Regions from separate parts of the Homo sapiens genome. Here region 1 is linked to region 2. The links are chromatin loops, found by intact Hi-C in ENCODE. Cell type or tissue: endothelial cell of umbilical vein. All regions are shown on one strand.

Region 1 (2,500 bases), 53 kb after region 2:
ATTTGTGTCTTTTTCTGGAGAAATGTCTATCCAACATCTTTGCCCCTTTTTTTGTTTTGTTTTGTTTTTGAAACAGGGTCTTGCTGGAGTGTAAGTGGCATGGTCATGGCTCACTGTAGCCTTGACCTCCTGGGCTCAAGGGATCCTCCCACCTCAGCCTCCAGAGTAGCTGGGACTATAGGTGTGCACCACCACACCCAACTAGTTTTTAAATTTTTTTGATAGAGACAGGATTTCCCTGTGTTTTCCAGGCTGGTCTTGAACTCCTGGGCTCAAGTGACCTTCCCACCTTGGCCTCCCAAAGTGCTGAAATTACAGGCATGAGCCACCACGCTTGGACTTTTGCCACATTTTTAAATTGTGTTTTCTTTTTATTATTGCGTTGTAAATGGCCTTTGTATTTTTTCTTTAATTTCTTAAAGATGGGGTCTCACTATGTTGCCCAGGCTGGTCTCAAACTCCTGTCTTTATATATTCTAGATACAAGTCTCTTATCAGATACATGATGTGCAATTATTTTCTCTCATTCTGTGGCTATCTTTTCTCTTTCTTAATAGTGTCCTTGGAAGCACAAAAATTTTAAATTTTGACTAACTCCAGTTTACTTATTTTGTTGTTGCTTGTATTTTTGGTTTCCTTTTTTAGTCTTTAAAATATATAAGATATATGATTCAAAATTAAAAGGCATGCTCAGAGCAGTCTCGCCTTCATCCCCACCTGCCCTCTATAGGGAGGCATTTAAATTAATTTCTCCTTTTATCGTTCCTGTGTTTATATTTGCAAAATTAAAAACCTTTTTTTCTTAAACAAAGGTGGTATGCTACAGATACTCTGCATTTCTTTCTTCTTTTCTTTCACTAAAGAAATCCCGGAACTGAGCCCCCGTATCAGCCGATTGAACTCACTGTGTTTCAGGGCCACAGTAGTCCAGGTGTGGATGTGCATCAAATGGTTTAGTCAGCTGGTTCCCCGCTGAGGGCCTCTTGGGCCTGTTCCCAGTCTTTTCCTGTAAGAGATCATGCAGCAGGGGATAATATCCTTTCGTATAGTGGAGGTGTGTCTTCAGGACAGACTCCTAAAAGTGAGACGGCCGGGTCAAAAGTTAAGCCGTAGGAATCGTGGCTGTTGCCAGATTGTCCTCTGCAGGGGTTGGACTGCTCTGTGTGTCACCAGGGAGGTATGAGAGTGGTTCCACCACAGGCTCACAAACAGAACATATTGTGAAGCAGTGAGGTTCTTGCCAGCGTTATCTCAGTGCAGCTTTTTTTTTTTCAATCAGCTGTATTGTGTGATTTACATACAATGAAATACACCCACTTTAAGTGTCCAGTTTGTTGAGTTGTGACAAATTATCTACTTCCTGTCACCACAGATGGGTTTTTGCCCTTGTAGGATTTCATATAAATGAAATATGAAGTATGATGTCTTCTGTGTTAGGGTTGTTTTCTTAAAAACTGTATATATTCAAAGTGTGTAAGGTATCTTTATATCACATAGTGAAATGGTTACTACAGTCAAGGAAATTAACACATCTGTGAACTCCCATAGCATGTGGTGAGAGCACCTAAAATCTACTCTTAGCAAATTTCCAGTGTACAGTCCAGCATGATTAACAGTAGTCCTGTGCTGTATATCAGACCTCCAGACTATTCATACTACGTAACTGCCACCTTGTACCCCTCGTACCCTTCGACCCCATTCCCCACCCCTTCCAGTTGGGCTTCCTTGACCCAGGATAAAGACACTGAGATTCATATGTGTTGTCGCACCCATCAGTAGTTTAATGGCTTAGGAGTATCCACTGTACGGATACACCACAATTTCTCTGCTTTCCCGTTGATGATCATTTGTGTGGTTTCTAGTTTGTACCTATTCTGAGTAAGACTGCTGCGGACATTCTGGCTCAAGTTTTTCTGTGGACATGTGTTTTCGTTTCTTTGGAGTAAACAGGAGTGGAATGGCTGGATCACATGGTGAGCGCACACTTAAACAGTCACTAGACCTTCCTCCAAAGTGGTTTTGCCAGTTTCCATCCCCACTAGGAGCAGTGTGTGGGCCCTTCCTGCCCCACATCCTCACAGACATCGGGCATCGCTGGCCTTTAGCTTCAGCTCTCCGAGGAGGTGGGGTGCACTGTCTCTTTATGGTTTTGATTTGCATTTCCCTGAGGACTGCAAACTGCACGTCTTTTCTTATTTGCCATTATATTTCCTCTTTGGTGAAGTTTCTCTTCCAATCTTTTCCCCAAAAATCAAGTTTTTGTCTCTTTATTATTAAGTTGTAAGAGTTCTCTTTATTTTCTAAATACAAGTTCTTTTAATATAGAGATATTTTCTCCTAGTCTGCAACTTGCCTTTTCATTTTCTCAGTGGTATCCTTCCAAGATCAGAAATTTTAATTCTTGTGAAATGCAAACCCATTTTTTTTTCTGGTTAGTACTTTTTGTGTCTTAAGAAACCTTTGCATTTCCTTTATTATGAGTAGGGCTGTGCATCTTTTT
Region 2 (2,500 bases):
CAGCACTTTGAGAGGCCAAGGTGAGTGGATCACGAGGTCAGGAGTTCGAGACCAGCCTGACCAACATGGTGAAACCCCGTCTGTACTAAAAATACAAAAATTAGCTGGGCATGGTGGTGCACACCTGTAATCCCAGCTACTCGGGAGGCTGAGGCAGGAGAATCGCTTGAACCTGGGAGGTGGAGGTTGCAGTGAGCCGAGATTGCACCACTGCACTCCAGCCTGGGTGACAGAGCAAGAGCAAGGCTCCGTCTCAGAAAAAAAAAAGGCTTGAACAGATGTTCTCTAAGGCCCTGTCCAAACCTGACAGTCTATGACTGCTTATGTGCTCATGTAATCAAAGCAGACAGGGCAGGCTCAGTTGGGTACGTGGCTTAGACTCCCCAGGGAAGGAGGCAGGGATTGTCATGGACCTTGAAGTATGGACAGAATTAAGGATCATGGGATGAATGATGAATAAAAGCTGGACAGTAGGAAATGGAGATTGGGGCTTCCTGCTACAGGTAGTAGTGTACTGCTAAAGCTTTACCGGGTGAGGGATAAAGTGTCTCATCCTGAGGAGAGATGAGGCACTGAAATCCATGGACACCCTTGCTCTCAAGTGGTCTCATACAAGGAGACAGGCTGGCAGAGACCCCCAGACATCTTGATAATGCCAGCAACTCCCTGCGCTGTTGGTCAATAGAGAGAGGGTGCCCAGACCAAGCCACTGACTAGTTGTGCTCCAGAAGGGTGCAGGCAGTTTCCTAACGACTGGAAAAAGACAAACTGTTTAGGAGATGAGGAATTAGACTTAATGATCCACCTATGGCCGTATTTGAGGTTTCACATTTCTCCTAATGCTGTCTTTAAAACTCCTGAAGCTGTAAGTCAGTCATGACTGATGGCCATCATTCTAACAGCCGTGGATATCACCAAGTTTCTATTTTGCCGTGTTTCATAAATGTGGTTCTAGAGAACTCTAGCTTTGTTCTAGCCACTAGCACACATTTTCAAGTTTTATTTAACTTCCCACATTCTCCCTTTATTTTCTCTTAATGGAATGGCCAACAGCAAGATGCAAAATATATATAATGGATGTTAACGCAGTTCATGTGCACCGTAAGGACTTATACTATATTGTGTCATTTTCATAGGCGCGTCACGCTAGCATTTCCAGGCACTTTCCACATGGTAGCCCTATGACGTAAGTAAATTTGGGCATGCTCCCTGCATCACAGATGAGGAGGCTAAAGCAGGAGAGTTTAAGTGACACAGTGAGAGTGGGTACACAAGTACAGAGAATAGCCCATTCCGTGAGAGGAAAGGCCATTAAAAGGAGGACGTTATCGCTCTTTAACTAAAAAAAACATCCACAGAGAAAGGGTTTGGCATTGGCAAGGCCAAGTTAAACAGGATGCAGCATTCTCTCCAAGCGTTTCCACTGCTATGCAGCCTCTCCTCACACCGGTGCTTTTGGGTCACTTCCTAATCCCTGAATGGGTTCGCTGACCTGTAAGGAGCAGTGGGAGGTGGAGATTGCTTGCATAAACTCATTGAGGGAAGTGATCCTGCAAGTTTCCCAAGGATAAGAGAATGTTTTCCCTCCCTCCCTTCCTTTCTACTCTCCCTCCTCCCCTACTCTTGAAACAACCCTATCCCACCTACCATAGCACAAGCTGTAATACCAAGTTGCTCTTCTCTGAGGGCTGCTGAGGCTGGGACTTTGTGTCCTCGCTGGACCAGTGCATTAGGGACTATCAAAGAGATTACAATAGCCAAGGGCCATTTAAAGAAACCAGAGAATGCCTGCATGACTCTTCATGAAACCTTGACATTTAATAATCCCATCACAGGAGGGGTCCCAAATACTGTCTCATTTGATCTTGTTGTACCCTGTTTGAGTAAAGAATTGAGAGTGTTTTATGGGCTAATTCTGTGGGATGTATTATCATACTTTCTGAAGCTGGAAAAGAAAAATAAAGCTGTTAATACTTGGATCTAAAATAAACAAAAATCCATAGGCCTTTCCTTATGTCATGTCTTTTTATTATTTTTTATTTTATTTTATTTTTTGAGATGGAGTCTCGCTCTGTCACCCAGGCTGGAGTGCAGTGGTGTGATCTCGGCTCACTGCAACCTCTGTTTCAAGTGATTCTCCTGCCTCAGCCTCCTGAGGAGCTGGGATTACAGGCGTGCACCACCATGCCCAGCTAATTTTTGTATTTTAGTAGAGACGGGGTTTCACCGTGTTGGCCAGGCTGGTCTCAAACTCATCAACTCAAGTGATCCGCTTGCCTCGGCCTCCCAAAGTGCTGGGATTACAGGAGTGAGCCCCCACGCCCAGCCCCTAATGTCATTTCTGATGAAACCTTTATTGTATATTTCTCATGTTTGTAATTATTTCAGTTTCAAAATATGTTATTCTGGCCAGGCACAGTGGCTCATGCCTGTAATCCCAGTGCTTTGGGAGGCCAAGGTGGGTGGATCACTTGAGGTCAGGAGTTTGAGGCCAGCCTGG

What was found. Peaks named below come from ENCODE experiments on the same cell type or tissue, not always from the same donor. Only the 100,000 strongest peaks of a DNase experiment are listed, where the experiment ranks them.
Region 1: a loop joins it to region 2, with 5 times the contacts of the local background. A loop is called at or near these places in 4 of 110 quality-filtered maps.

What each region holds. Positions count from the first base shown.
Region 1 is chr3:11,547,804-11,550,303 of GRCh38, forward strand. All of the region lies in intron 20 of ATG7 (autophagy related 7), which reads left to right. Among named protein-coding and RNA genes, the nearest start is that of VGLL4, 95 kb to the right of the region's middle. In endothelial cell of umbilical vein, no CTCF peak of the experiment used is centred here; a DNase peak (open chromatin) is centred at 1,128; H3K27ac peaks cover 903 bases.
Region 2 is chr3:11,494,823-11,497,322 of GRCh38, forward strand. All of the region lies in intron 20 of ATG7 (autophagy related 7), which reads left to right. Among named protein-coding and RNA genes, the nearest start is that of VGLL4, 150 kb to the right of the region's middle. In endothelial cell of umbilical vein, no CTCF peak of the experiment used is centred here; a DNase peak (open chromatin) is centred at 1,419; H3K27ac peaks cover 2,238 bases.